Regions from separate parts of the Homo sapiens genome. Here regions 1, 2 and 4 are each linked to region 3. A link is a loop called in an ENCODE intact Hi-C map of the cell type or tissue named here. Cell type or tissue: B cell. All regions are shown on one strand. Links, peaks and the distances in the headings refer to the core of each region. The heading gives the core; the rest is flanking DNA. Region 1 overlaps NRG2 (neuregulin 2). Region 2 overlaps NRG2 (neuregulin 2). Region 3 has its middle 15 kb from the start of CXXC5. Region 4 has its middle 41 kb from the start of CXXC5-AS1.

The links. Hi-C counts contacts between places; a loop is a spot of excess contacts. Peaks named below come from ENCODE experiments on the same cell type or tissue, not always from the same donor. Only the 100,000 strongest peaks of a DNase experiment are listed, where the experiment ranks them.
Region 1: it touches region 3 in a loop (8-fold over the local background); 12 of 110 quality-filtered maps call a loop at or near these places.
Region 2: it touches region 3 in a loop (19-fold over the local background); 8 of 110 quality-filtered maps call a loop at or near these places.
Region 4: it touches region 3 in a loop (22-fold over the local background); 105 of 110 quality-filtered maps call a loop at or near these places.

What each region holds. Positions count from the first base shown.
Region 1 is chr5:139,965,206-139,972,511 of GRCh38, forward strand. The region is part of intron 1 of NRG2 (neuregulin 2); the gene reads right to left. Among named protein-coding and RNA genes, the nearest start is that of NRG2, 74 kb to the right of the region's middle. RefSeq lists an enhancer at 3,862-3,911. In B cell, for the core only: CTCF peaks have their summits at 3,740 (motif pointing left) and 3,954; a DNase peak (open chromatin) is centred at 3,746; H3K27me3 peaks cover 2,494 bases.
Region 2 is chr5:139,861,275-139,868,580 of GRCh38, forward strand. NRG2 (neuregulin 2) reads right to left here. Exons shown (of 10, transcript NM_004883.3): 5 at 4,275-4,351. Among named protein-coding and RNA genes, the nearest start is that of PSD2, 69 kb to the left of the region's middle. In B cell, for the core only: CTCF peaks have their summits at 2,989 (motif pointing left) and 3,189; a DNase peak (open chromatin) is centred at 2,987; H3K27me3 peaks cover 605 bases.
Region 3 is chr5:139,629,541-139,636,846 of GRCh38, forward strand. No RefSeq gene overlaps it. Among named protein-coding and RNA genes, the nearest start is that of CXXC5, 15 kb to the right of the region's middle. RefSeq lists an enhancer at 3,784-4,078, a cis regulatory region at 6,113-6,948 and a silencer at 6,758-6,977. In B cell, for the core only: CTCF peaks have their summits at 3,948 (motif pointing right) and 4,148; DNase peaks (open chromatin) are centred at 3,941, 4,818, 5,320 and 5,523; H3K4me3 peaks cover 322 bases; H3K27ac peaks cover 3,937 bases.
Region 4 is chr5:139,686,738-139,694,043 of GRCh38, forward strand. No RefSeq gene overlaps it. Among named protein-coding and RNA genes, the nearest start is that of CXXC5-AS1, 41 kb to the left of the region's middle. RefSeq lists a silencer at 3,136-3,245. In B cell, for the core only: a CTCF peak has its summit at 3,494; DNase peaks (open chromatin) are centred at 1,804, 2,210, 2,504 and 3,484; H3K4me3 peaks cover 433 bases; H3K27ac peaks cover 1,975 bases.

The DNA.
Region 1 (7,306 bases), core at 1,284-6,283, 340 kb after region 3:
GCGTGAATGGTCCAGAGTGGAACTACGTGGGGGAGATGGGTGGAGCCAGACAGCTCACTATGTTCCAGGGTGGGTCAGGGGACAGTACCCCAGAGGGACACCCCGACTCTCTCAACTCCTCCCAAACCAAAGCCTCAGGTTTTCCAAGAAGGCAAACAGCTGCTCAGAGAAAGCAGCCCAAACCAGCACAATTGCCAACAGAGCTTGAGGCAAGGCATTCCCCAGCCCCAGACCAGGCCAAACAGCAGAGCGACGCAGTCCTCCTGAACAGGGATGGCAGCAGCAGCCCCAGCTGCCAGCAGGAGGCCGTGGCTTTCATGCCACCACACAGCAGTGCTGCTGATGCTCCAATGTATAACAGGGCCTGAATATTCACCCAATCAGGCCCCTGGACAGAGGGACTCTGACACTTCTGCTGATGAATCCTGGCCCTCCTGAAGGCCTTCCTATGAGCAGCAAAGCACAGGGCTATACTTTCTGCCAAGATATATCTCCTTCCCAGTCTGGTAGAGACCGTCACCCCAATTGCAGACAGTGCTAAAAGGAAGAGCTGTCAGGAGTGCTCACTAGTACAACTCTTGCCAAGGTCAGGATGTGACTGTGAGGTAAAGCCAGCAGAGGTATGGATGTGGGGCTCACAGCCTTTGCAGAGGGAGAGGTGTGCTAGCCAGGGGGAGAGGGGATTGTGGGCAAGGTCCCTCCTACCAGTCTCTCATATTGCCCTATATCAGCCTATTCATTTTCTTCCTAGGACTTTTCACAATTTCTAATTTTTTTTTTATATTTGCTTACTTATTATTTGTTTCCTCCACTAGGCTATAAGCCCCATGAGTTTAGGGACCATGTCTCGCTTATTTACTATGGTATCCCCAGTGTCAGTGTGGTGCCTGGCACATAGCAGGGACTCAGTAATATTTACTGAACCAATGAATGGTCTCTGTCCAGAGAACCTCGGTGCACTATGCTCCATTGCCAACGAAACACAGGAGTGATGCACCTAAACACCCAGAGAATCCAGATCAGAGATGGCAGGAAGTTCTTCAAGGAAGGCCCACCAGCTCTCCCACCCATGCATTCATACCACATTGTACAAGTCTAATCTGAGCACTTACGCGACAGGTACTGCACTGGAATGTGAGGATCCCTCCACGAAACAAATAAACAAAACCACTGGCCCCTTCCCTTACGGAGGTATGACTTTGGTAAGGAAGGGATATTAAGAAACAAATGACTACAATTCAGTCTGACAAGCACCATCAGAGGTAAGATCAGAGGACCCACCCTACTCTTGGGAGCTGGGAAGCTTTCCCAGAGGAGGGACATTCTAAGATGAGCTCTTAGGGGTGGTGTGAACTAGCAGCAAAGACTGGAGGAGGAAAGAGGGAAGAAAAGAAGATTTCACAAAAAGAGGTTAGTATATGCAAGAGTTTAGAAATGAGAGCATATGCGACTTAAAAAAGGAGAAAAGGGAAGTTTGGCATGGTCAGGGGTGATGAGGAGAGGCTGAGAGAGAGAGTTGGAAATGCAAGCAGGAGGACCTGGAGGGCCTGGGAAACTGTGTGGTGAGCTGCTGATGGGCTACAAACAGAAAGGTAAAAGAATCTAAGCTTGTGATTTAGAAGCTTCCCTAAGTGCACAGAAAAGCAAGCTCAGAGCATACCTGCTCATGCAGAAGGCTAGTGAGGCTTCTCCTATCTCTAATGGATGGGAAGGAGCTTACAGGAACTGCTCAAAAAAAGGCCTGGGAGGAAACAGGGGTCATGCAGGCCCCCAGCCTCCCCCAGTGGCTCCACATCAATAGAACTTATTTGCCCCTTGCTCCGAGATATAACACCCAGGGGATTGCAGGAGACCTGAGATGCCAGTCATGTGGGAATCACATGTGAGGAGTCTCCACACTGCATAGCCCACGGGGATAGGGTCAACGGGAGTGGCTGGAAAGGAAGAGGAGGCAATGGCCGGTGCTGGGGCCAGGGATCATGGGATTCAAGAAAGCTATTTAGAGTCAACCTCATGCCTAGATTATAAGGACCTTCACTCCAGGGACTATTACCTTGTATCCCACTCAGCCCTGGGTACAAGGTAGATGTCCAACAAGTACTCCTCTTGGGCAGAGGAATAGAAAACCCACTCAGACATTCTCAGGACACACATACCTCCTCCGCAACAGAGTCTCCGTACTGAAGGACAAGTGTCCTTTTCCTCTTTCCTCATCCTGCAGCCCAACAAAGGCCACAGGTGGCCAAATGTACCAGACAACAAAAGCTGATGAAGACGCTGCTGCCGTGCACAAGGTGGGCCCACGAGAGGGCAGTTGGTGGCCAGGTGGGAAGAAAAGCAGAGACACTTCTAAGGAGAGGCTGGTAACTGAAGATCCCTCAGATGCAAGGCCTCATCAGAGATGTAGAATGCCTGGGCTCTAGTCAGAGCCCTCAAGACTCCTTTAACCTTGGGTCTTGATTTTCTTACCTATGAAAGGAGAACAGGGCCGGGCACAATGGCTCTTGCCTGTAATCCTAGCACTCTGGGAGGCCGAGGCGGGTGGGAGATCGAGACCATTCTGGCCAACATGGTGAAACCCCATCTCTATTGAAAATACAAAAATTAGCCAGGCGTGGTGGCGGGCGCCTGTAGTCCCAGCTACTCAGGAGGCTGAGGCAGGAGAATCCCTTGAATCTGGGAGGCAGAGGTTGCAGTGAGCTGAGATCGCACCACTGCACTCCAGCCTGGGCAACAGAGCTAGACTCTGTCCCAAAAAATAAAACATAAAAATAAATAAATAAATAAATAAATAAATAAATAAATAAATGGAGAACAGGACTGCATGCTTACTCAAGCCCCTTCCAGAGTTTCATTCCAGGGGGAGGAGGCCATGCTGACCCCCAAGGCCTCTGAGGGAAACAGCTTCTGCTTTCCTAGCAGGCACTGGCAGCTCAAGTCAGGCCTTCCCACTCTCCGATAGTCCCGTCCCAATGAAATACCGAGGCTGGGCCCAGAATCACCATGCCTGCCCGCCCGGCTGAGAAGGGGTGAGAAGGGAAGATGTGGAAGTGACAAGCCGGAGGCAGCTGATGAGGCCGACCACAGAAAGAACGGGCCTCCGTGGTGGGCCCGGAGCTGAGAGGGCCTGCGTGAGGGTAGGGCGCAGAAGGCCAGAACCCGGAGCCTCAAGGGGGCCTAGTTTAGGAGCAGGGCAGGATTGGAACATCCTCCCTATAGAGAAGAGGCCTGTAGACCAGAATTTTTTCTGACTCTGCAAGCCTGGACTTCATCTTGTTTGTGTGAGGCGAGGAACCTGGTCGATCCTCGCCAAAGGGGATGGGTCAGAGAGACAGCAGCACCTTCCTCCACGCCTGCAGGGGACTGGAAGGAGGAAGGAGGGCTGGGAAGGGCAGAGGGGTAGCTCCTGAGCGGCAGCGCCAGCTGTCCACACTGGGAGCTCTCCGTTCGGCGGCCTTTCACTGAGGGCTGGCTCCCAACAGGCTGTGTTCTGGACACTACTCCAACAAGCAACGGCATATTATTGGACAGGCTGCCCAGGACTCAGCAAGCCCAGCAAGAACCCAGCTCCATCACCCGCACAGGGCAGCAGAGGCATCCGCTGGTCCTCACTGGGGAAGGCAGCAGACCTTTCCAAAGCCCCTACAGCTTTCCTCCCAGCCTCAGCCCAGGAGGAGAGGGCACTCCGAGGCCGGTGCAGGAGCTGAGACGCAGCCTGCCCTGCCACCTGGTGGAGAGATGAGGAAGGTGCGCGGGTCCGCGTTCAGGCAGGTAATGCCCCGCCACCTGGTGGAAAGCTGCCGGCAGAGGGTTCCGGCGCTTGCAATCAGCCCAGCCGCGTGGCAGCCCACAGTCCTAGCCTAGAACATGAAGGATATAGTGTTCTAGGGCTCAGAGGCCTTGCCATATTCTTCTGACCCAAGAAGCAGACTCTGGCCCTGAGCCAGTGCTAGGAAAGGGCCATTCTAATTTAACCCGCCAAGATTAAGGCCAACATATCTGGCTTTTAATAACTTGTTATGACTCTGACACAGTTTCCTGAAGCTTTTCTGAAGCAAGTTCTAGATTTGGCAAAAGGAAATAAGAAATAATAGCTATCTTGAAATATCTATAGGGCTGTTATCTGGAAGAAAGACTAAATTTATTTTGTGTAGCTCAGAGGGACAGACATAAGGCTAACAGGTAAAAGTCAAGGCAAAGCAGATTCTGCCTCCATGAAAGGAGCGTTTCTACCAATTAGAGCTGACCTCACTGGCAGCCTTCAAAAGGAGTGAGTTATCAGGCAACAGGTGCGTTCAAGCAAGGCAGGATCTCTAGTTTGGCAGACATGTTAGAGGGACAGTTTTTGTACAGGGATCTTAGTGTCTCCTGCAATGCTGAGATGCCACACCAGCTTATCCCTGTCTCCTTACCTTCCTTTACCAATGTTTATTGAATCAACTCTATGCTCAGCTCCAGAGATTTCAGAGACAAATAAGACACAACTCTTGCCCTCAAGTATTTTAGAGTTTAGTGGAGTAGTGAGCCCTCTAGCTTCTAGTTCCACCCCAAATAATAGATGATGACCTTTGGCTTACACTGCATTCACCTCTCAAACAGGAAGGGCAAGGGAAACACTATGTGCCTTTCCCGTCCTTACTGGAACAATTCCATGCCTCCCATTGACATATGAACTTAAATAATATTGCAAATGGAGTGTGCTATCATCGCCTAAGAATAATATAAATAAAGCAATAAAAACAATGAATGTCATTTTACTATGTGCCAGGCATTGTGCCCCTCACTTTACAAGTATTATTTTTACTTCATTGTGCTGGCAAAAGTTCAAAGACAAACCGAATAACCTTTAGAAGTCCCTAAAGGGCTATACAGAAAAAAGATGTCTGACTATTCTCCACATTCTCCAATTCATGCCACAGGATAATGGTTTTGTATTACAAGAAGGCCTAAGATAGCTATAAAATAGAACATTCTGGGAACAAGATGGTCCAAAACACTGGAGTAAAACATCAACCAAGATGGTGGTGTTTCCTTCTTTAGAGCACTTGAACAACAACCTGGATATTCATTTGGTTCTAAGGATAAAAGGAAAGGAGTAGAGAAAATGAACTGGTCTGGCCAATGGATAAGGTCTGGGTACAGGATCAGAGCTTTCAAGTCAGGTTGATAAAACCTCACATGATAAGGAGGTAGGCTTCATAGGACCACCAAGACTAGAGCAACATCCCCACCTCCACTGGAGGGGCCCTCAAGAGTGAGCCACTAGAAGATGCAGGCAAGGCTAATTTGGGCTGACTACTTGGCTTCTAAGTTCTACCCTGCACTCTGACCCTCTGTGTCCACCACTCCCACCAACATCCTTTATCCCTCCATGTTTCTCTCTAACTATTCCAGCCCTGCTATCCCCTGATGAGCTTATCTCCTTTTTCAGGGTACCTCTGGGACCATCTTCTCCTCTAGCATGCAACCTGTGCATGAAAGACCAGAGAGCAAAGAAGAGAAGAAGTGGCCTGTGGTAGGAAGCAGTGGGAAGGCAGGAAAGCTGAGAGAGTGCTCATGACTGGGATATAACCCCAAGTGCTAAAAATCAGACAGAAAAGGCAGTGCTAATCTTTACATTCCACCAAAGTAGAATGTGTAAAACCTGCTGGGAATCCTTAGTTAGCACTATCCATGAAACCTTTCCAAACATGCGTTTGCTTCAGACTTGAAAATGAGGCCAGTCTCCATAACCAGTTTTTCTTTTTTTTTTATTTTTTCCCCTTGAGCTTTGAAAGTTAATGAATCTCCATCCTTCTTAGAAGGGAACACAGTGACAACACCACCATCCTGGAGACTATCCTGTTTGCTCAACCTCAGTTTCCCCAACATGGGGAGAAAAGAAGCAGATCTAGCTCTGCCTCTGGGCCATAGTAAAGGACTACCTCAGTCAGATGCATTCAGCCAGCCCAGAGACCAAGCTGATGACACATGTAGGCCCTTAAAGTTTCCCTGAGAGCCCCCAGGGTTGGCATCAATTTCATTTTAACACCCTAGCTCCTCCACGATCACTCTGCCTGTGTCAGCTTTGATTCATGGGCCTATTTTCCACTAGACGGTAAGTCATCTTCCTGGCATCCAAACAGCTGGGGTTGGAGTAGGGAAAGAACTAGGTAGGCATTTGCTTTGCAACACATCTGTCCTTAGGGGGCAGCCAACAAGGAGTTGATTGTGCCCACCATTCTTCACCCAAACTCCTTTCACAATGGCAAGGAATTGCGGGGAGGAGCTGTGGCCCAGACCCAGAAGGAAATTAAATGGCCTCAAAATAGGTCAAACATGCCTTTGGCCCAAACCCACAAAAGGAAAAACCAGAAGACAGCATGCTTGCCTTCCAGTTACAAAACAAATGTAAAAAAAATCAAGCATTCTCAAGTGCATGAGCAATATGCAATTAGAAAATATAATGAAAATACCATCCCATTAGTAATATCAATAAAACATACAATGATAGGACTAAAGTTAGTAAGAAACGTGCAGGATCTATCAATAGAAAATTATGCTCTAGCTCTATTAAAGGAAACAAACAAACAAAAAGGAATAAATGAAAGTAAAAATGTAGTACTTTACAACATATCTCCCCAAGGTAACCTCTACATTTAACAGCATTCCAAACTAAAAAACCCAAGGGCATAATTGATTCTCAAATTTATCTAGAAGAATAAACGTAGAATAGCCAAGAAAAATACTGATAAAGAAGAACAAAAAAAGAGAACGTGCACTGCCAGATACGAAAATGTATTATAAAGCTACAATAATTTTAAAAATGATGTTCAGGTACCAGAATAGATCAATCAGTGGAACATAATATAAAGCCAAGAAACAATTGCAGGTGTTGAACAAAGGCTTTATTAACAGGACCAGTGCGTATATAAAATGTAATATTATAGATACATGTAGAATGTTAAGTGACATTTTGTATTAAAACAAAAAGAATGGACTGTCCAACAATGATACTGGAATAACAAGTTAACTAAAATTTTAAAACACTAGGCCTATAATACACAAAAATAAATTATAGATGGTTAAGAGACCTAAATGTTAAATAAAACACTAGGACATTTAGGTAGATGTTTATGTCACACAGGAGGAATAGAAGAGTCTTTCTAAGAATGAATCAAGAAGTAGACCAAAAAGAAATACTGATAATGTTTACCATATTAAAAAATATAAATCCTCTGTATTAAAGAATGTCATAAACTGGGCACGGTGGCTCACACCTGTAATCCCAGCACTTTGGGAGGCCGAGGTGGGCGGATCACTTGAG
Region 2 (7,306 bases), core at 837-5,836, 230 kb after region 3:
AGGGAAGGTGTGACACTGTGTCTGATATTCTCATCTGCCTTGGAGGAAGGCGAGCACGTGGCAATCCGCAGGAAGTCCTGCGCATTATCCATCCCTGGACCTCTCATCTACTTCCTGATAGGGATTCCAGAAGGTTCTGCATTTGGAAAAGGGCGGGAGAGCAGCATGGCTCCGAGCCAGGGACTGTGATGGCTCTGACTAAAGAGGCTTGAGGAAGATCCTGGGGCTTCAACCCCCCAGTTCCATGCAGAGACCACACCAATGAAGCATTCATTACTCCCAGCTTTTCCAGACACAAGCCATTCTTGTACTGCTATTAAATCCCAGGTTGGGGAGTGACCTTGACGTTTTGGTTTCTTTGCATTCCCACTCTGACTGCTTGGAGGCAGGAAAAAGTTGCCGTAAGTACAGTTTGTCCACTCCTCTCCAGGGTGTCCCAGGGCTGGTCAGGCGTGCTGAGTAGACAGTACAAACTTGACAATTCTCAAAGAACCCTGGCGCACCTCTCACTGAGTAGTTAATGCTGTGGCCCAGGGACCCTTCAGGCAGCTGGAGAGCTCACATTGTTTGGCTATCCAGCCATGCTGCCCTGAGAGAACAGCCCAGCTTGACCACAACACCTGGGACGCAAAGAGGATTGGGTTCATAGAGCTGGTCTGGGCCCCACTTTCCGACGAGGTGGTTGTATTAGATGAGGCAGCTGGGGCCCAGTGATGCTAGGACACTTTCCCAAGGTCACACAGCAAATTAGGAGGCAGAAGGGAGACTGGAGGCCAGACCCTTTGGTCCCTTGGTGCTAAGCCATGGCTTTCCTGCCCACTGAGTTTCTGGGCAGGCCTGGCTGGGTATTCCTGAGGACAATGACCAGCTGGAGAAGTGAGCAGGGCTCCCAAAGCCCTTTAAGCGTTTTCTTCTGCATCACTCCTCTGGGAACCGAATAGTAGCAGCTGCAGCTTCTAGGGCTCCTAACTGGCCTCCTCTTTGAGTCAAAGGCCAGTACTGTTTAGAGTGGTGGCTGGCATGATTGGTGGGGTCACTGAGGGCCTGGCCAGTCACTGGGTAGGCAGCTTTCTCACTGGGAAGCATGGGTTGGAACATGAGGGGCCTATGGCTGTGTCCGCCCCAGCAAAGACAAGACCTTCCCACTCATTATGTTCATTGGCTGCCACTCAGCCAGGGTGGAGTGGCACCACTGAGTCACCGGAAGGTCCTATTAACCAGAAATTTGCATGTTGACCAGTAACCATGGCAACCTGATGCTGGACTCCCAACAGGGCTGTGCTTACCAGACAATATGCAAATTCTTCATCCTGGACATGTCCCATGCCATACAGTCATAGGCTGCCTGGACAAGGAGGCAGTGATGTGTACAGATGTGAGCATGAGCTCCTGTGTTTGCACTTGTGTGTGCAGGTGTGAGCACATGCTCATGGGTTTGCTCATGTGTGCAGGTATGTAAGAACATGATTGTGTGTTTGTGCATGTATGAGCCCATGCTCATGCGTTTGTGCTTGTGTGTACAAGTATGTGTGCTCTTTTACATGGGGACATAAAGATGGACAAGCTTTGACCCGTGGGGAATGGAGGGGCTGTTTGTGGAAGAAAGAAAAGCTTCAATGTGCTATTGCAGTCACAGGCTCTTTCTTTGATCTCTGCAAAAGATAACCTGGTCTAGATGCTATCTGGGCAGGTTGGACACTTTGCTCAGGATGTGCTGGGAGTCAGCCTCTAGGGGGCTGATGCTGCCCTGCCCCCGCATACCAGTTGTAGCTGGGAGAGGTACTAAATTGTGCTCCAATCACAATGGCAGGCTCTCTGCTAAGCCCTTCTTATGCAGCACTTCATTTCATCCTCACAGTAACCCCACAGGCATAAATGTCATCATCCCCATTTTACAGATGAGAAAACAAATTGAGAAGTTAAAGAGGCCCCAGAGCTAGTAAGCTCAGCAGCTGGCATTTTTACTGAGGTCTCTTTGAATCCGAAGCCTGAACACTTAAGCCAGCACTTTACACTACCTTTTCAGTAATTATCTGCTAGAGCAGTACATGAAGTGCTCTCTGGGAAAGTGCTTGAAGAGCATAAATCCTTTACGAAAAGGTAACAGTCAAGCTACTGAAGACACTAGGCAGAAGGGCCTGGACTGCCTTTGCAGGCTCTTTTCTGGGCTCCCGGGGCCCTGCTGACCTTCCTAGCAGATCTAGGCTGAAAGCTGAAGCAGCCCAGCTGGCAGAGAGGCCTTGGATAGCGGCCCGGTTCCGGAGGCTCTGCTGCTCTGATTCAGGACAGGCTGGGACTCGCCATCCAGGACAGTCTCACAAGCCCGGGAGGCTCTCTGCCGAGAGGAATATTGCCCCACTGTCTCTTGCCCCTGGCCCCCAGCTCTGCCTAGGCTCTGCCTTCTCTTGAGGTCCCTCCTGCTCTACAGTCCTGCACTCAGGGCTGGATATGACTCTGAAATGATTGCAGAGCCTGCGTTCTAGAGAATTCTGTTGGGCCACATGTCCTGCCCACAGGCTCTGCCCTTCCTCCTTGGCCTCCCACACTCTATTAAGATAGTTGACCATCTGGGCCAAGCAGCTCCCATCCCCCAGGGGTCTCTATGCCCCTGTGGGGTTGGGGTGGGGAGTAACTTGCTGGACTTTTGTGCTGTGGTCTGAGGAGTACTGGGAAGGATCATTTCTCCACCCTGAGACCTAAATCCCCAAACCCCTTTTCTCCAAGGCTACCTACATGGTCCCCTGGATCCCACCTTTAGCACCTCCCAGAGTTCTACCTCCCAGTATCCAGTGCCATGTGGACACTTGGTTCCACACTCCTCATGGGGCCCAGCTGTCCTCCCTGGAGAAGAGGAGGTCGGGGGGCACGCAGGGGCCTAGCCTGCTCTGCAGGATGGGATGGGTAACTGGGGACAGGCCTTGCAAGCCAGCGGACCCCTGGTCCTCAAGCAGAATCAATGGCCGGCCAGAGGCTTTTTGTTCTGCTCCACCTCCACCTGGTGGTGCTGGAAGGAACTGCTCTCAGGCCCCAAATAAAAGCACTCCATAATTATGGCTGGGTCCTTGGGCCTCGGGGCTCACTTTTCTTTCTTTCTTCTCCTTCTTCTTCTTCTTTTTTTTTTTTTTTTGCAAACTGTGCAAAAGGGAAAGCTCCAACCTCATAAGTTGAAGAAAGGAAGGGAATAAAATCCTAGATGGGAGGATTCAGACCACAGAGGTGCTGAGAGAGTCACCAGTTACCCCTCAATTCCTCATTTCCTCAACTTTTTAGCATCTCCAGCACCAACCCCCGCCCCCTCTCCCACCATCCTGTAGCCACATAAATATCTCTGGTATTCATGGAAATCATTGCCCTGGGTCCTGCTCTCCCTTAATTCCCCTTCCTTCCCTCTACCCCATTTCCAAACCCTCAAAACAAACAAACTCTGGCCAGACTGGAAAATGGGCTTTCTGAGAACTTTTTTTCTCTCTCAAACACGTCGGCACACACACACACACACACACACTCACTGCCAGACCCTTTGGTACCCTCAGGCAGCCTTCGGAGCAGGGGAGGGCTCTGCAAATGCTTCCTCCCATTCTGGCCAGGCTGCCCGACCCCAGAAGTTGGGAGGAGGCCTGGGTGTGGCCCTGGCTGCTGCAGAGAGAACTTGGCATTACTGTGCCCAGGAGGTACAGCCCACATGTGGAGGTGGGGGTGCCGGGGGTGTTTCCGTCTCCTCTAAGGAGCGCAGGACACCCTCTACATCTCCCCCTAGTCTTGCTAAGCAAGGCCCCATCCCTCCCCAGGGGGAGACTGTCAGTCACCAGGGAAGAGAAGAAATAGAAGAAAGAGACATACTGGAGAAGTTGACCATTGCGAACTGCTGACACCTGTCCCCGGTGTATCCCACAGGACACCTACCAAAAGAAAGAAAACCAGAAAGAGAGAGCCAGGATAGCAAGACACAGGCATTGCAACACCCCGGCACGGGCTCCTGCCAATGCCAGCTGGGTTCCTTGCCACCGTTACCATTTGTATTGGCCTTGCCACTCTGCCCCTTACCTGCAGCCCTGAACTTTAAACCCAAGGATTAGGCCAAAAATGAAAACAAAGCAAAACAAAACAAAACAAAAAGAACTAACAAACCAAAATACAAAAAAGAAAAGAGAAACAAAACAAAACAGCCAAAGATCAAAACAACCAACACCCCTGGCCCTATGCCCTACATTGGGGGGACTGCACCCAGAAGCTTTCTAAGGAGCAGGGACTTGTGTTTGTATCTTCAAACATACTTTGCTTAGGATCTGGCATGTACAATCGCAAAGGCAGTTTCTCCAAACATCTCTGTCCGAAGAATCCATTTGGACATCTGGAGAAGGAAAAGGGGAAAAATCACAGAACAAACTGGCATCATCCGCGAGGCTAAGGTTAGAAATCAAAGTGCACAGTGATGAATGAGAAAAACCAAGTCAGGCACTTGGGGTCATACTTGTAGCTGAAGGGACTGGAGTCAGGGCTGGGTGGAGGGCTCTGAAATCTCCTTAAAAATCTGTCTCATAGATGTGGCTCCATGGGTGGTGGGGAAGGTGGGGTGGGTCAGGGGGAGGATGATTTAGGTAAGTGGGGTGAGGGAAGATGGGAAATTGTCCTACTGGTCATTGAGACTTTCCTTCTTACCTGCCTGGTGCCCCATGAAGCAAGCACTGTGGCCTCTTGGTGCCAGGCAGTCAGTCAGCTGGCAGGGATCTGGGAGCCTTAAGGAATACCAAGTTCTTGGGAGCTACTCCTCCCAGGACCGACTGAAGGATTCTCTCCTGGGCCCTGGGCAGGTTTTCTCATCCAAGAAACAGCCCCCAGGAAACTCAGATAACTCGGGAATGCTGTTCCCAGACTGTGTATGTCTTTGACAAAAGTGACCTAAGAGATGTTTTATCTGTTCTTTCAAAGAGGGTTCTGTGGCCAAATCAATGTAGGAAATACATTCTCAGGGTGCCTTGTAGAGTTGCAGTGTACCTTCACCTATGAAAGACTATGAAAGTTTCATAGGAGGAAATAGCTGAACTTTCCATGTAAGTTCTCAAATTTATTTGTGTTTCAAATTTACTTCACCATGGATGTTGTTTTTTGAGGAACCCTTGTGGTAGAACATGGTTTGGAATAGGCTGCCCCAGTGTGATGTACATGGGAAAAGCTTAGTAGGGAAATGGGAAGTTGGAGAGGAGCTGGAATTATCAGCATCCCAAAGTGGGCCTTCCTGATACCAGGTGCAGGGAATCTGGCCTCAGGTAGCAAGGACCACAAAAGGGATTGGAGCAGGCTCGCTGGGGGACCCTGGAAGCCTGGTCCACATCAAGGTCCTAGTGGCAGCCAGCCTGCGAAACTCTTCCATTTCCCCATGACCTGTTTCTCCATCACTGCCTGGACCTGCCCTGGATCTCATTCTCTGATCTTGCCTTGCTTACAGCTCTAAAGCACCCCCCACTCAATCTCCCTGACCTTGTCTCTACCCACAGGGTACACGTTCTTCTGCTCTCTGGCTGCCAGCCCTCTCCTCAAGCGAATCTCAGATTTCTTGCAGAAGTCTTGCAAATTTCTGGAGGACATGCCCAGCCCTGTACTCTCTTCTGAACCCCGGCAAGGCTGGATACCTAAGGAGAAGCTTACAGGGAGGGCTAGACCCCTTCCCCACATCTCCCTACTCAGAGATGGGTCTATATTGCCTCTGCATCTTCTTCCTTAGGAAATTAGCTAAGTTCATCACCAGTGTCCCCCTCAATAATAGGCTACTGTTCAAAATTAATCAATGTAAACTTCCTCAAGAGGCAAGTGTACTCTATTTCTTAGCATTGCAGTATATAGCAACTGTCAGGAAGCCACTTAGGCTTACAGTAAGTGGCAGCCATTGGTTGTGACAGATACTCATGAACACCCTGTGACCTCAAATCTGGAGGAGTGGGGAATGGGAGTGGTAGTTGAGCAGAGGGCTAGAGTTTCTCTGGGCCTTGATGGCATCTCCCCCAGGGGAGGCAGGAGGTTTGTCCTGTAGTGGTAGGAGTGTGTGTGTGGGTATGCCTGGCTAATTGGGGGGTGGTGGAGGGCTGGGAAGTGTATCAGGGAAGTGGCATGGGTGGGAAGAGGGTACATGGTCGTCTTACTGAACAGGGTGGTTTGGAGGAGGAGACTGCCATCAGCCCCCTTGTCAACACATCCTTCTCTGATCCCTGGCCCTCGTCCCTATTCATCCCAGCTCAGGTAAATGGAGGTAGTGGCTAAGGCTTCCCAACCAGCTCAAGCTCTTCTTCCTTAGCTCTTGGAAACTGATGTCCACTTGTGATGGGGACTAGAGAGGGAGAAGTGATTTTCAAACATAAGTGCCTTTGGGAGTGGAGGATGAAGACCCAGGAAGTTGCCAAATGACTCTTGGATTCCACAAAGGAACAAGAAAGAGACAGATGTGTCTGTGTCCAATGTCTGAGATCAGCCCAGCTCTTGGAGGAAGGGAAACCTGTGTGTGTGTGTGTGTGTGTGTGTGTGTGTGTGTATGAGTGTGTGTGTGTGTGTGTGTGTGTGTGTGTGTGTGACAGAGAGAGAGAGAAAATGGGGGAGTACAGGGGCAGGAGGGGCAAGGGGAAATTTATTTCCATTGCTGACAAGCAGGGCTGCTGTCCCAAGACCCTTGGAGAACAATGATAACAATGATAACTCCATACATCCCTGTGGCCCTTATCTCACACCCAGCCTGGACTATCCTGACTACAGACTTACATCTTTCATGGCCGCTGAGTTGCACAACATTATGGTCCTAACCTTCCTTCCTTGAGAAAATGTGCTCCCCGCTGGCTGAACAAAACAAAAGGCACTGGGGAGGGGCACAGTGGGGGTGGTGGAAGGCTGACAGCTACTGCTGTTCTTTGGGGTGCTAGCTCCTTCAGGGACCTCCTGGACACTCCTATGTCTCTCCTTAGTCCTGTTTGCTGAGGATGAGTCACATTCAGGAGACTGGGGCTTCCCTAGAGAAGGCTTTGGGGGTGAGCTGGGCCTATAGCCTCTCTAACCTGCACCTAATACCAGGGTAAGAGAGTATGGGGTACATTAGCCTATCAACCAGGTTGGGAGTCTGAACTCAGCATTGGGGGCTGGGTGGTGGTTGGTGGTTTCCACTGAAACTGGGATTGACCCTCTGATTTTCAGGGGGCACAGAGGACAGATTAGAAGGAGCAGCGGGTAACAGCCTTCCCAGCCTTTCCCACCAGGTCATCAGTTATGACTCTGGGGAAGGTCTGTCCCCAGGGCTGGAGAAGAGCAGGGTGAGAGAGGGGCAGAG
Region 3 (7,306 bases), core at 1,194-6,193:
CTTTGTCAAGTTAAAGCTGGGGCAGTGTCTTTTGGTAAAATGAAGTCACTTCAGATACTTATATGCTTTGCTATTGGCGAATCAGTAGTCAAAGGTATCATTGTCCTGCGAGTTTATGCACTTTGAGTAGTACAGAGACTTGGAAGGAGGGCGGTAGGGGTGGGGAGAGAGAAGTTAGGAAGGTCTGTGAAGAGAAGGAAAAGGTAGTTGTCAGAGAGAGACCCTTTCTCTACACTAACCTAGCAATAGAGGCCTTCTTTTTCCACTTCCAACTGCTAAAATACTCTGCTTTCTGAATCATTCCTCTTTGTTTCAACAAGTTATTTTGAGACCTGGGTAGCTTGTCAGGAGAAATGGATTATTTCTAAATTATGGCTGGAATGCCTATAAACTGTCCCTTGTCTGTAATTAAGGTGAAACTCTGGCTTTGTCTCTGTGTGCTGTATGGCACCCCTTAACTACCCAGGGTAAGTTTTGAAGAGGAGAACTCTCAGCTGGGCCCTGTGGCTCATGCCTGTAATCCCAGCATTTTGGGATGCCAAGGTGGGCGGATCACCTGAGGTCAGGAGTTCAAGACCAGCCTGACCAACATGGAGGAACCTCGTGTCTACTAAAAACACAAAATTAGCCGGGCATGGTGGCACATGTCTGTAATCCCAGCTACTCAGGAGGCTGAGGCAGGAGAATCGCTTGAATCCGGGAGGCGGAGGTTGTGGTGAGCCGAGATCGCGCCATTGCACTCCAGCCTGGGCGACAAGAGCAAAACTCAGTCTTAAAAAAAAAACAAAAAAAACTCTCTTCTCATTCCCAGGTCTTCAGGATTATAAACACATCTTTCCTTCCTTCCAAATCAGGAGTAAGCATTTTTATTACTCCTACAGAAAACTGTAACTAGTGTTAGGAATCCATCTCCTTTTGATTTCCTCATTTTCCCTTTATGAAACACTATTTCAAGTGATGGGTTATTTTGGTGAGTGATGTTAGGCAGGAGAAAGCAGGTTTGTTTTTTGTTGTTGTTGTTTGGAGACAGAGTCTCACTGTCGCCCAGGTTGGAGTGTAGTGGTGCGATCTTGGCTCACTGCAACCTCCACCTCCCAAGTTTAAGTGATTTTCCTGCCTCAGCCTCCTGAGTAGCTGAGATTATAGGCACATGCCACCCACGCCTGGCTAATTTTTGTATTTTTAGTAGAGACGGTTTCACCATGTTGTCCAGGCTGGTCTTGAACTCCTGACTTCAGGTGATCTGCCCACCTTGGCCTCCCAAAGTGCTGGGATTACAGGCATGAGCCACCACACCCAGCCAAGAAAGCAGATTTTTAATATGAAAATAACTGAAGGTAGCAAACTATTTGCACTATACATCCAGCAAGAGGAAATAGACTTCCTTTGGGGCACTCCTGGAGCTAGTCCCTTCTATTTTCCTTTTCTTCCCTTCCTTTCCCTTTCTTTCTCTTCCTTTCCCTCCCTTCCCCTGCCCTTTGCCTGCCTGCCTGCCTGCCTCCCTCCCTCCTTCCCCACTTTCCTTTTTCTTTCTTTACTTTCCTTCTTTCTCTTTTTCTTTCTCTCTTTTCTCTTTTTTTGTGTGTGGTTTTTTTTTTTTTTTTTTTTTTTTTTTTGAGAGAGGGTCTCACTTTTTTGCCCAGGCTAGAATGCAGTGGTGCAAACATGGCTCACTGCAGCCTCACACTCCTGAGCTCAAGCAGTCCACCCACCTCGGCCTCCCAAAGTGCTGGGATTACAGGCATGAGCCACCTCGCCCAGCCTATTTTCTTTTATATTGTGCATGCACTTAGATGAAAACTGGCTTTCTCCATCCCACAAAAACCTTCTTTAAGTGTTTCCCTGGCACTATAACCTTTTTTAATCAGGACTGGTATAAGTGGTTGATATTCAGGCCCCTCAGTATATTTCCAGACCAATTTCTCAGATGGGCTTAGAAATAGGGAAATGAGACGGGATCACATTGTCAGGGTTACTATTCATGAAGCAATTCCTTCATTGCTGGCATATTTTACCTTAGTCAATGTAAGGAGAAAAGCTCAATGGTTAGGACTAAGTAAGCCTTTAAGGCCTTTGTCCTCTGGCTGAATGTATAATACAATCACCAACCAGCTTTGCTCTTTCTATGTCTACTCCTGGTCTGGGTAAGGCAAAGGCAGACATTTTTGTGATGAGCAGTCACTTTTCATTAAATTAAACTATTTGTGGATCTTTATCTGATCAGAGACACAGCGTAATCTGCCTCTTAGCAGATGTAAAACTATATGAATACCTTAGTGCCAAGACAGCAGCTTAATAGTTTTCCTTGATTGAGTGGTGGTTTGTGTGTTTGTTCTTAACGTCCTGTGTAAGTTGTTATTGGTAGAATGGTTTTTTCCAGAGCTGAGGAGCCTGATTGCCCAACATTGTACTCTGAAAGCAAATGGTTGATCCCATTTGGAAAAGCCAAGAAGAGGCCATTGAGTGTCCAGCCCAGGCCTCCTGTGACTGCTGTACAGGAAAGAGCAGCAGCAGCCTTGGTGAATGTACCATGTTCCTTTCCCAACTTCTAAGGATGCGAGGAGTGACAACTGCCATTTTCCCAGGCACACCTCTCCCTGCCCTGAGCCACTTGTTCTCAATTCTGTTTAAACTTCCTTTTTGGTACTTAAAAATCTTAAATCTTAAAAAGATGTCACCCTTCCCTAAACTTTAGAGCCTCTGGAAAATGTGAGTGGGGAGGGTTTGGTTTTTTGAGTTAAAACCTAGTCTTCAAATTGCCAGCTTTCCTTGGGTTTAAAGTTCTCCATAGAAAATGAGATTGCTTTAGAAGCTCCAAAGCTCCTGGGCCCTCTGACTTGGAGGTTTCTAGAAACAACCCACAAATACAATCTGACATTTGGGACGCAGAGCCAGCACCATCTTGGGTAAGAGAAGTGTTCCATGTTTGAGGTAGTTGGCAAATGCTAAGCTACCTATGTGGTGACAGTTGTCTGGAGCTTTTCCCATCTGATTAAGGGGCAATACTGATTTGGTCGTTGTGGGCAGTTTCTCCTCCTAGCCAGCATCACTGCCATCTTGGAAGGTGTGGCTACCTGTCATGTGTTGCACAGAGAGTCGAGGGGAGCTGGCCTCGTTTGAGAGGGCACCTGAGACTTTCAGTCACCTGCTGCAGAGTGACAGAAGGAACAAGGGAAACCAAGGCTTTCCCAAACTTGCCAGAGAAGGTGAGCTTTTTGGAAGGATGGTTCCAAGTGACCTCAGCTTAGTCCTCCTTTGGAGGAAACAAGGCAAGTTGGGGAGGCTCTGGTGCATAACAAGTTATAGGGCAGGTACTGTTTCCTGGATTCAACCTCCAAGCTTCATAAAAAGGCAGTTCCAGCCAGGCGTGGTGGCTCACGCCTGTAATCCCAGCACTTTGGGAGGCCGAGGTAGGTGGATCACCTGAGGTCAGGAGTTCAAGACCAGCCTGAGCAACATGGAGAAACCCCGTCTCTACTAAAAATACAAAATTAGCCAGGCGTGGTGGTGCATGCCTGTAATCCCAGATACTTGGGAGGCTGAGGCAGGAAAATCTCTTGAACCGGGGATGTGGAGGTTGCAGTGAACCGAGATCCGAGATCGCGCCATTGCATCCAGCCTGGGCAACAAGAGAGAAACTCTGACTCAAAAAAAAAAAAAAAGGGCGGGGGGCACTTCCTTTTGAAGTTTCAGATGTATATTGGAGGGAGCAGAATTCCTTTGTGATTTCTTCCTTAATACATTGTGTCCCTGAGGTGGTCCCTGTTCTTCCTGTCTCCTGTCAGCCCCCTGGCTCAGAGGACGGCTGAATGGAGTTGCATTTCAGTGCCCACAGATGGAGGTGATGACTGAAGTGTGTTTGCTTATGTGGGGAGTGAGATGATGGCTTTGGTGTCTGAGTGGATGCTAGTGCCTTGAGTGGCCAGCAGAGGGCAGTGGTGACCCATAGCTGTGACAACCGTGAGGCGTGTGGTCAGTGAATCTGCATGGGCACAACCTGAGAGGGGCTTTTGTTGGAGTGGGGAGATTCTTTCGGACTTAAGCTTTGTGCGTGGTATATCCAGAATCAGATGGGCCAGTGCCAAGTTCAGTCAGGTTCTCAGCCTTACAGTGAAGGAAAAGGTTAGTGACTTGTATTTCAGCCCAAAGCCTACTGGAAGTGTCAAGCTGCCAGCTCCCCTCTGCCCTCCCCGTTGCTATGGCAGCCATGTCTCTGTGTGTGAATAGGTGAACCAGGCTCCAGGTTAGGACCTCTGCCCACCTAGCTCCAGGTTACATGCAGGAAAAGATCTGTCTATTGCTGCATGTGAACAAGGAGATCCCATATTTCTAGCAGGTCACAGAGGCAGCAGTCCATTATCACTTGCCTGCCCACCTACCCTGGGCAACCAGCACATGGCTCCTTAGACCTTGAAGATGGAGGCCTGGGGACAGAAGGAGCAGAGTTGGGGGCTAGTGATAGGGCCTGGGAAATGTTCTTGTCTGTTTCAAGTTTATCTTGTATTTTGGGGCCCTGGTCTCCTCAGTCTTCCAGCCCAACAGGTGTGAGCGTCCAGGGCCACCACCCGGAAGCCAGCTGCCTCTTCATGGGGAAATCTTTGAAATTCAAGGCTTGGCCATCTGGATATGCAAATGTTCCAGATTTGCTGAGCCCACCAAGTGGCTGAGCCCCCCATGCCTGGGGCCTGTCAGCCACATTCTCCATGGCTCCCTCCTTCTAACAGGGACAGGGGCAGGCAGGGAATCTAAATTCCCAGGTCAAGGAGTTTATTTGGGAGCCCCAGGCAGGGCTGTGAGAATTAGCTACCACTGCCCCTAGATGGGGAAAGCTGCCTGGGTGCTGTTGGTACCTAGAACCTAAGCTTTTGCCTACTGATAGACTCTAAGGAGAACGGTGTATTGAGAGCTCCACGAGTCCTGCTGTAGTGCCTAATCATGTGAGGGATTTTGCTGGATCCAAAGGAATCTCAACTAAGAAAGTTTCTGGAATAAGGAGGGAAGCCTTGGGTCTAGCCTCGCTAGAGGGTGGGAGCTACCTGCAGGGAAAGCTGCTGACTTCCTATTATGTCAAACCCAGGCAAATAACTGGAGCTTAGGCAGTTGGCCCCCAGAATTGCTTATTCTCCCCCAGGCCTCCCTCTGGGGCTGGTTTTCTGGCTGTAGCAGGAGGTATGTGTTCTCTGAGTGGGAAAGGAGTGGGGTCAGGGTCAGGGCGGAAACCCGGGAATTTAGATTCCCTGCCTGTCCCTGTCCCTGTTAGAAGGAGGGAGCCATGGAGAATGTGGCTGACAGGCCCCAGGCATGGGAGAGCTTAGGCCAGCCTGTATGTGTGTGTGCAGAAGGGGACTGCACATGTGTTCAGGAGCTTGAGAGTGAGAATTGTGAGCATGTACACTCCTTAGTGTTTATGCATCAGGGTGTGATGCATAAACACGAAGGCTCTGTAGCCTTTGAAGAACAGGATCAGATCTGGGTTTGAATCACAAGACCATGGGTTTTCAGTTGGGCAATAAACTTATCTGTCTTTTGCTTTGATTTTCTCATCTAGAAAACGGGCACTTGGTCACCAGCCTGACCCATAGGCAATGCTTGGTGGAAAATGACCTTATCAAATTAAAGGGTTGTGACCGTGGGTGCTTATGGTTCAGGGAGGTAGGCCTGGACAGTGAGACATCTTTCTTGGATTCCTGTACATGCTAGAGGTTTGCCCTCCTTTGAGCTGGGCTAGCTCCTGGGACATCCAGGGACCTGGGGAAGACTGGCTGGGCCCTTTTGCAGCCTATGGCTCACATGCCCACTTGTTAAGGCCTGCAAGAGTGTGCCCACAAACAGGGTGAGCAGGCAGAATAATGGCCATGGCTAGCCAGACTGTGTGTCCTTGCCCAGTGTCTGTCTGTCCTTCCCCTTACCTTGGGGGACAAAAGGGAATCCAGTTGTCCTGCCTGGTGAATAAAAGCCTGGGGTTGGGGGAGGATTTGCCTCCAGCCACGGAGGAGGGGTATGCTGTGGAAGGAGGCCAGATCTCCCCCAGCTGTTTCCCAGCTCTGTTTGAAGGGGAAGGGAGAGGGATAAATGACTGGGTGATTGTGGCACCTACAGCCAGCATCTTTCCTCTCCACATTCTAGGTCACAGGCCCACACCTCTCTCCCTAGTCAAAGAGAGCCTCTGTGAGGGGGTTGAAGGGTGTCTTGGATCTGTGGGCAGGACTTGGGATCTGGGCACAGAGAGGTTGGGGAATTAACAAAGGTCACACAGCCAGGCAAAACTAGGGAATGTGGGGAGTCATTCTAGACAGGACCTTTAGGGGGAGCTCCCTGGCTACAAGAGATTTCCTGGAAGCCCTTGGGTGGGCCCAGGCCTGAACTGAGGAAGTGAGGGCTACAGCCCAGCTGGCCTTGCACTGGAACCACAGGAGTGGCCTTTAAGGGTGTGCTGAAGGACTGATGAATCTTGGCCCTGTTCCCACACACATGCACCACTGGGAATGGGAGTGGGGAGATTGCTGAGCTCTGGGGCCAGCCCTGTTTCCTGCTTTGGATTTGGAATGGGGAGAGCCTTTCTGGGGACTGAAACTGGTGCTTCAGCTTCTCTAGGGGGAAATGGAGAAATGGAAAGGGGGACTGACAAGGGATAGTCCTTAAGGAGTTTATTTGGGAGGCTCTGGGTCCCTTTGTAACTAGGTGGGTGACCTTTAGGAGGGAAGTGCTTTGTGTTCTACAGCTTTCTGAGAGTGGCAGGAAATGGGGCCAGTAGCAGTGCACACTAGTTGGGTTGCACCTGGTGAGAGATTAGGGGTGGTTTCCCCACCAAGGTCTCTGAGCCAGAGCTTTCAGCTGCATGAGCACAGCCTGCTCCCCCTGTGGAGGGGATTCTGGGGTGGGTGTGGTTGTATACTGGGGGAAGTGAGAATGTGGCCTCTCTGTGGGTGAGTGCAGCACCGTGAATTGTGTTTGTAACACTTGAGTTGTGTTTCCCAGGTGTATGTGATGGCAGAACTAGTTTTGCTGCTGGGGTGAATCAGGTTCCTGGAAGGGACTGGACTAACATGGAGAGAATGATGCTAAGTAGTTACAGTCATTATTATATACACATGACTTAGTAGTATAGAACCATTAGCAATGACCAAGACCACCTGTGTGTCGAGTGCTTACCATGTGCCTGGTGCTGTGCTAAGCACCTCACCTGCAGTGGCTCATTTAGTCCTGTCAGAACCCTGCAAGTTCATGCTGGTTTGCCTGGTGTTTGTTTATTGTGCCATGTTGGGTGGGGTATAATTTTATTCAAGTTGGAAGATGCAAAACAGCT
Region 4 (7,306 bases), core at 1,024-6,023, 57 kb after region 3:
ATGTCTCCGTGTGACTATAGTGTGACCCTGTGATGCTGCCTGCATAACCCTGGGTGTGTGGTCATGGCTTTGTGTCAGTGTGCACCTGTGATCCTCTCAGTGTTGCTGACACTATTGCCTTGTGTGTCTGCCTCCAGCACTTCCTGGGTCTCCGCCCTGAAAGCCTCTCTAGGGAGAGAGTGGGGGATCTGACAGCCCCTCTCACCTGCAGCCTGTGCCCTCGCATGGCCCTGAGGCCCAGTCTGGATGGGGGAGCTGGCGTGGGGGCAGCAGGCGCAGTTCCCACGGCCGCTGCGGCCCCTCTCCCAGCCCCATCACCACCGGCTTCAACTCCACAGAATATCCTGGCAACCCCGGCCTCTTTGTTCTCTGAGGCCGCCAAAGGCCTCCCCCAACCCCAGCCTGCCCAGCGCCTGCCAGGCGCCCCCTCCCCCGACAGCAGCCAGTCTTGGCCTGACCTAGTCTCTAGCTGCCTTTATCCCCCACCCAGACTGAGGCGCCTGTCCCATGCCCTGGACCTGACTCAGGACTCCAGACGAGGCCTTTGACCCTCTGCTCTGAGCTTGCTGTGGTTGCGCTGTGCAGGAAGAAGGAAGAAGGATAGGTCCTGTGGCTGTACTGGGTGATTGTGGGCCAGGAGCTGGGCTGTCTATACGAGTACTTCCCCTTGGCCCAAGGCTGGTTGGAGGCCCAGGGTTGGTTTCAGTTTGTCCAGTAAGTTTACTTCTTTGGCCCCCAAAAGTCATCAGGACAGAAATTATTACCCATTTTATTGGTAAGAAACTGAAGCCTAGAGAGGGTATGTGACTTCCCCTATAGCAAGAGCAAGATGGTAGCAGGGACCTGATTAGAACCCAGGCTCCTGGCTACCTTGAGAGAAAAATCAGGTACCTCCAAAAGAATGGAAAGGGGGCCTGGGAGTCTGGACACATGGGTCCCTGCTTATTTCTTGGTCACCATGTGTCAAAGCCGTGTGTGTGTGTATGTGTGTGTCCTTGCTAGATGACCTTGGCCAGGTGCCCTTACCTCTCTGTGTTCCAAGAAAGAAGGACAACATAGCCAGGGGTTGTGGGGTGGTGAGCTTGACAGGGTGCTTTGCAGAGCCAAAGGTCACCTCACAGTTAGTAGTGCCAAGACCCACGCCATCTCCAACAGGCACAGATTCTGGCTCGGGGCCCCAGCCACCATTCCCAGGCTCAGCCCAGCTTTGTACTGCCACAAAAAAGGAGGCAGCGATGGCTACATGGCTCGGCTGTAGTCAAGGCCACTTGGGTCTGACTTGATTGCAGCACAGGCTCCCACCGCCTCCCAGGTGCCAGAGATGGATGGATGGAGGTCACTGCACAGCCTGGCCCCAAGCCCCCCCCCCGCCCACCCGCAGCCCTGGGCTGACCAGCCACTGCTGAAGACAGTCAGCCAGGGTTAGGGGAGGGACAGGCAGCCACCAGCATGGTAATAACCCAGACCTTGGCCCTAACATCCTGCAGGCATGGCACAGAGAGGCCCAGCTGTCCCCTAGGGTCACACAGCCCTGCAGGGAGTCCTGTCCCCAGAGGCCCACATCTCCCTTGAGGGCTGTTCCTGCCATGCAGGAGTAGAGAATGGCTGGAGAGGGTGGTGGAGGTGCAGGAGGGTCCCCTGAGGCTGCCGGCCAGGCTGCCAGTGCAGACACTTTCATCTCTTTCTGCCTGTCGACCTGCCATCTCTCAGTGGCATTAAATTCCCCTCCTGCCGGAGAACAAGGGCTGCCTCAGATTCCAAGCAGCAGGGTGTGAAGATAGGGCGGGCCCAGAGGAGGTGAGCCGGGTCCTCCAGGGCTCCAGGCCTGGGTGCAAAGCGGCTGGACTCTCGGGGCACAGCTGAGGGGTCCAGGTGGCCGCCTACCGCAGCCTCCCAGTGCTTCGTCAGATGCTGCTTCGTTTCCTGTTGCCATCTCCCACCTGTATGATGCCTTCCTCCCGCCTTCGGAGCTTTCTTGTCCCTTGCAAGCTGGGTCAAGTGTCCCTTGCCCCCCGCCCCCCACCCCCAGCCCATCACAACACTGGTCATTCTTGGTGACATCACCTGGCCTCAGGGCTATGGTCTGCAGCTCAGTAAGGGCAGCGCTGGCACCCAACACATGGAAGGGGTAGGAAACATCTGTGGGCTGAGGAAACACATTCTCTCCTCTTTCTGGACATTATTTTTCTCTCACGCATTTCCAGCCTAACTGGGGAGCTGTCCACAGGTAAGGGAAACTTACTACAAAGAGCCTCCTTTCTCCAGTCCCTGGAGCCTCCATACCCCTTGGCTAGAGACCTTAAACAAGATCCTTCTGCTTCAAGGCATAGAGCCTGTGGCCTGTGCACCAGGGACTGGGCCATTCCATTGCACTGACACACTCACAGCAACCTATGAGGGGGGCTTTAGGCGGTTCTCTCCATTTGACAGATAAGAAAGTTAAGGCTCAGAGAGGTAGCGAGACATACAAGGTCACACAACCAGGTTCGTCTGCTTTCGGAAGCTAGCCCTTAAGCACCTGGCCATGCTGCAGGCTTTGGCTGGAAGGACCCCCTCCCCCATCCCACAAGCTGCCTGTGATCGTGCCCAGATGTGGGATTAGGGTTGAGTATTACTTACTTCCTTAAACTTGTCTGCACTTCTTTTTGTTTTTTGTTTTTTTTTTTTTACCTTTGCTATTCAAATTGGAATACCGAATTTATTAATACATTTATTTAAGTTATTTAACCAAATGTTCTCAAGCCCAGAAAGGTCTGGAAACAAAGGGCACAGTATGGAGCGAGGATAGGGGATTAGGGGGTAACCTAGGATCACCGCCCCCTCCCCTGCAATGACAGGGCGTGGGTATTTCGGGGGCCCGAAGTGGGTACAGCCTGAATCCACAAAGGCTCCTGCCCACCGCTCCCCCTGGTGTCTTCCCACCAGGCTCCCAGCCCCTCTTCCAGCTTTGAGGCCTGCCCGGGAGGGGCACCCCCTGTGGCTGTTTTGGCTCTGCAGCAGTGGGTCCACAGGCAGCTGCTGGGAGTCTTGGGGAGCGGCTGCAAGGGTGAGGGCGAGCAGTGGCCGCTGCCGTTGATAAGGCGACGGAAGCCTCAGGAGCGAGGACGCAGTGAAGCCATGGAAACACGGCTGAGGTGTGAGGCTGGCTCAGCCGCTTCCCCCAGGTGGCCACCTCCCAGGCCTGGCGGGGCCCCGCGAGACAGGTCCTGCCACTGGCTGCCTCGCTCCCTGCCCTCCTGGGGGCCAGGTCTGGGCTGCTGACTGGGCTAGCTTGGTGTCACCCAGCCATCTCCCCAGGGCCAGGCTGGGGTCAACCCTGGGTCTGAGTAGGGAGGGCTGAGGACAGTGGCAGGGGCCTTCTGAGTTCTCAGGCCCCAAAGCCCCCTTAGCCTGGTCAATCCCTCCCCTTCTACCACCTACTCCTTTCCTATAAATATGTGTGCATTATTTACCTTAAGCATTTTGATAAATCATAATAGCAGAGACATCTGCTGTCAAAACTGCAAACTGCATTTGGGGCTCAGCTGGTGAACGATGAGGGCTAGAGGCCAGGGATATAAGGGCTCTGATGGCCTGGGGGAAAAAATAGGGATGACCCCACCCCTCATCCAGGGCTGGGCCTTGAAGGGGACCCAGGCCCCATCCTTTGGGACCCCTCCTCACCAGCCACTTAATCACAAAACCCTCCCAAGGAAGCTATCCACCACGCCCCAACTGTGTTCCCTCCTTCCTGCCTCCCTCTGCCTCAGAATTAATGCAGCAGTGACAGCGGCTGAGAAGTCCCCCAGAGCGGAGATTAACTCCCAGGGCAGCGCGGGCGGGGTTGGCCATGGGAGGCTTGGGGGTGGGGGGTCTGACGCACAGGCCTGGCAAGATTAATCACCCTGCAGCCGGCCTCATCACGAGGGCGCCCAGAGCTCCGGGCCCCCACCTCGAGGAGGGGTGCTGGGTCGAATGTCAGGAGTCTGCTCTGCCTCCCGCAGCCCTCATGGCCCCCAGTCCAACTCGTGGGAGGATTCTGGGAGCTGAGTTTCCTTCTCTTCCATTTTGCTGGCCCTCAGGGACCCTAAGGACCGAGCAGCAATCCCGTGGTCTCATTCCCTCCCCCAGTTTCTGGCCTGGCTCAGCAGCCCTGCAATGGGGGAGGCTCTGACCCTTGCCTCCCTGCCTACTTCTTGCTGTCCCCACTGGCCCCGCTCCCATGGCTCCCCGAGACTGCCAGTTCCCTAACATAGAGCTAGAGGTGGGGGCCACTGAAAGAGGTCCCTGGACCTGCTGTATTTATTTGGGGGACTCAAAGAGATGTGTGATGGATCCGATGGCTCTGGACCTGCTATCCAGCCAGCCCTCTTGAACTGTCCTGGGGGGCTTGTGGAGATGGTGGAGAGAGATACAGAGTGAGTGGGCAGATACAGATGAGGCTACTGGGTGATAAAGCACTGGGGTCAGTACCTGGGAACTGGCCTTTGTCAGCCAGTCACTCACTTAGAAAGTCTTTGAGGGGTTGCAGCAAGTGGAATTGAGCTTAGACATGAGAATAAGGTTCCCCAGGCAGGTGGGACCTAAGAGAGGCTGAGCTGTTTTGCACAGAAGACTTCTAAGGTCAGAGTTGGCCTTGACTCTGTAAGTGAGAGCTGGAGTACCCTCTTCTACGCACCCACTGCCCTAAGTGCTCCCATCACAATCCTGCTGGGGTCACACTGGGTGAACTCACCTGTTCACTTGCTGATCTTCTGAACTAGAAGGAGCACTCCTGGAGGGAGGGGCTTGTCTGCCTGGCAAATGCCAAATGCTCAATAATGTTGAATCAATGGATGAATTGGAGGAGGACATGGGTTGGCCTGTTGTATATGAGGGGCTGGGGAAAGAACTGTTAGGTCTGAGCTTGGGGAGCCCAGCTGCAGGGCCACAGGCTGGCGAGTGCCAAGAGGAGGCCCCAAGAAGTTCCAAGAGAAAAGGGGTTCTGGAGCCAGGCACCAAGTGGACATTCACAGGCTATGTGACCTACAAAGGCTTTCCTTTCTGGGCCTTAGTTTACTCATCAGCAAGTAACATTGCTTTTCAGATATCCTATGAAGGTGGAATGAGAAATCCTGTGTGAGGTCCCTGTGAGCTCTCTAGCCTTGTACCCCTTGGTAGGCAAGAGATTTGAATGCATGGGAAGAGCCAAGAAGGCTTCTTGGAGGAGGTGAGTGAAGCTGAGCCTCGAAGTACCATGCTGCCTATCTAGGAGGCTTGGAGACTGGTACTTCTGGGGCAGTGAGGAGACCACACTGGAGAGAGCCCAGGGAACGATGGGCCAATCTCAAGATCCAAGGCAAATGGGTATATTTTGTCTTGGGGACAGTGGGAGCCAATGATGGTTCTGGAACCTTTGGCCTTTAGGCTTTGGAGGGGCTAACATGTATCTGGAGTGAAGCCTTTAGTCAATCTGGGTATGTGGGGCAACTTCCCAACCCCACTCTGGGGCCCTGAGACTGAGGTAGGAAGTCAGCTGGAGGCTGATTCCTGACATATCTCCTTCCAGAGGAACCAAAACATATCCCATGTTAAAAAGTGGAGGGCTGGGCCGGGCACGGTGGCTCATGCATGTATCCCAGCACTTTGGGAGGCCAAGGTGGGCAGATCACCTGATGTCAAGAGTTCTTGACCAGCCGGCCAACATGATGAAACCCCATCTCTACTGAAAATACAAAACTTAGCCAGGCGTGCTAGTGCACGCCTGTAATCCCAGCTACTCAGGAGTCTGAGGCAAGAGAATCTCTTGAACCCAGGAGATGGAGGTTGCAGTGAGCCGAGATCATGCCACTGCACTCCAGCCTGGGCGACAGAGCAAGACTCTGTCTCAAAAATAAAGTGAGGGGCTAGGCTTGATCACAAGTAATCTGTTAGTGTGGGGGCCTTGAATACTCATTACAGGATGGGGAATCCAAGTCACAGAATGGCCAGGCCGGTCAGAGAGCTTCGGGACCCACACCCTTCCTGGAGGTGGGGATAAGGGGACATCTGGCCTCATGCCTAGCCTAGAAGCAGCAGAGTCCTGGGCTGGGAGGCAGGGGGATAGGATTTCCATCCAAGCCCTACCCATAGCTGGATTCATGATCACATGACCAAAGGCATAGCCAGCCCTTCCTGAGCCTAGCTTTCCCAATTAGTGCAATGGACCTTCCAGTATCAATCAGCCACGGTTCTAGACCTTTTCTGGGGGTCCAAGACTCAGGAGGGAGCTGCAATTTGGGGGTCCTTCACTCTAGCCCCTCCCCCACCCACATGCTGGGCCCCTTCCCTTCTCCTGCTCTTCCACCCATACTCCCCTCACCCCTGACCCTGCGGCCAGTAGCCTCTGCTGCTGTCATCCGTTGTCATGGGAACCTTGCAGCGCTGACCTGATGCAGGCGAGAGCTGGCCTGGAGCTCCTAGCAAGGGAAGCTGAGGTTAGCAGGGGGCAGATGGGGGCACCTGTCCCTGCCAGCTTAGCTGGGTGCTGACACACTCCCAAGGGAATGGGGCATTGAAAGGACGGCCTGGATGGGTGTGGGCAGGGGTGCAGGGGGTCAGGGCCTGACTGCCCCCAGTCATTGGGGTGCCTGCTCCTTTTCAGACCCACCCCCACCCAACCCGGCTCCAGGCTGCTGGTGGGAGGGAGGGGTGGTGGGGACCTTCCCATTTCCCTCACTGTCGATGGGAGCTCAGAGCCCTGAGCTCAGCTCATTCTCGAGACTAAAAATACTAGGGAGGCAGCAGCAGCAGCTCCCCCAACACCCTGTCCACTGCCGCCCCACTCCCAGTAATAGACACACACACATACACACACCAAGCCCAGCCTGGACCAGATACCAAGGTGCTACTTAACCATACTGTGCCGTGGTCCATGGAGATTCCCAAAGTCCTGGCCCTGTGTGAGACCCAGATCTGGGGTCAACTTCCACCTCTGACCCCAATTTGCCATGTGATTGTGGGGTAGTCCTCTGGCTTCTCTGGGCCTGGTTTCCCCTTTTTTTGTGTACTAAGGGAGCTACATGGAAGAGGGGAGGCTCAGGAATGGAGTAGAGGGTCAGGGCCTTAGCTGCCCCATCTCATTTAATTACTGGAGCAGTCCTGACAGCTCCCTGAAGTATGTATTGAGTCAGAATCTGCTTTTCCTAGATGAGTACACTGAGGCCAGAGATGGTGGCTCAAGGGATGCTACTCCAGGCCTTTGAGCTCCAGGTGGCCCTCTCCTGCCCTGCAGTGGCCAACTGAGCTACTGAGACCTCCAGGCATTTGTTGAAAAATAGATCTGTGCCCCACAGTAGGGCAGGAGGTT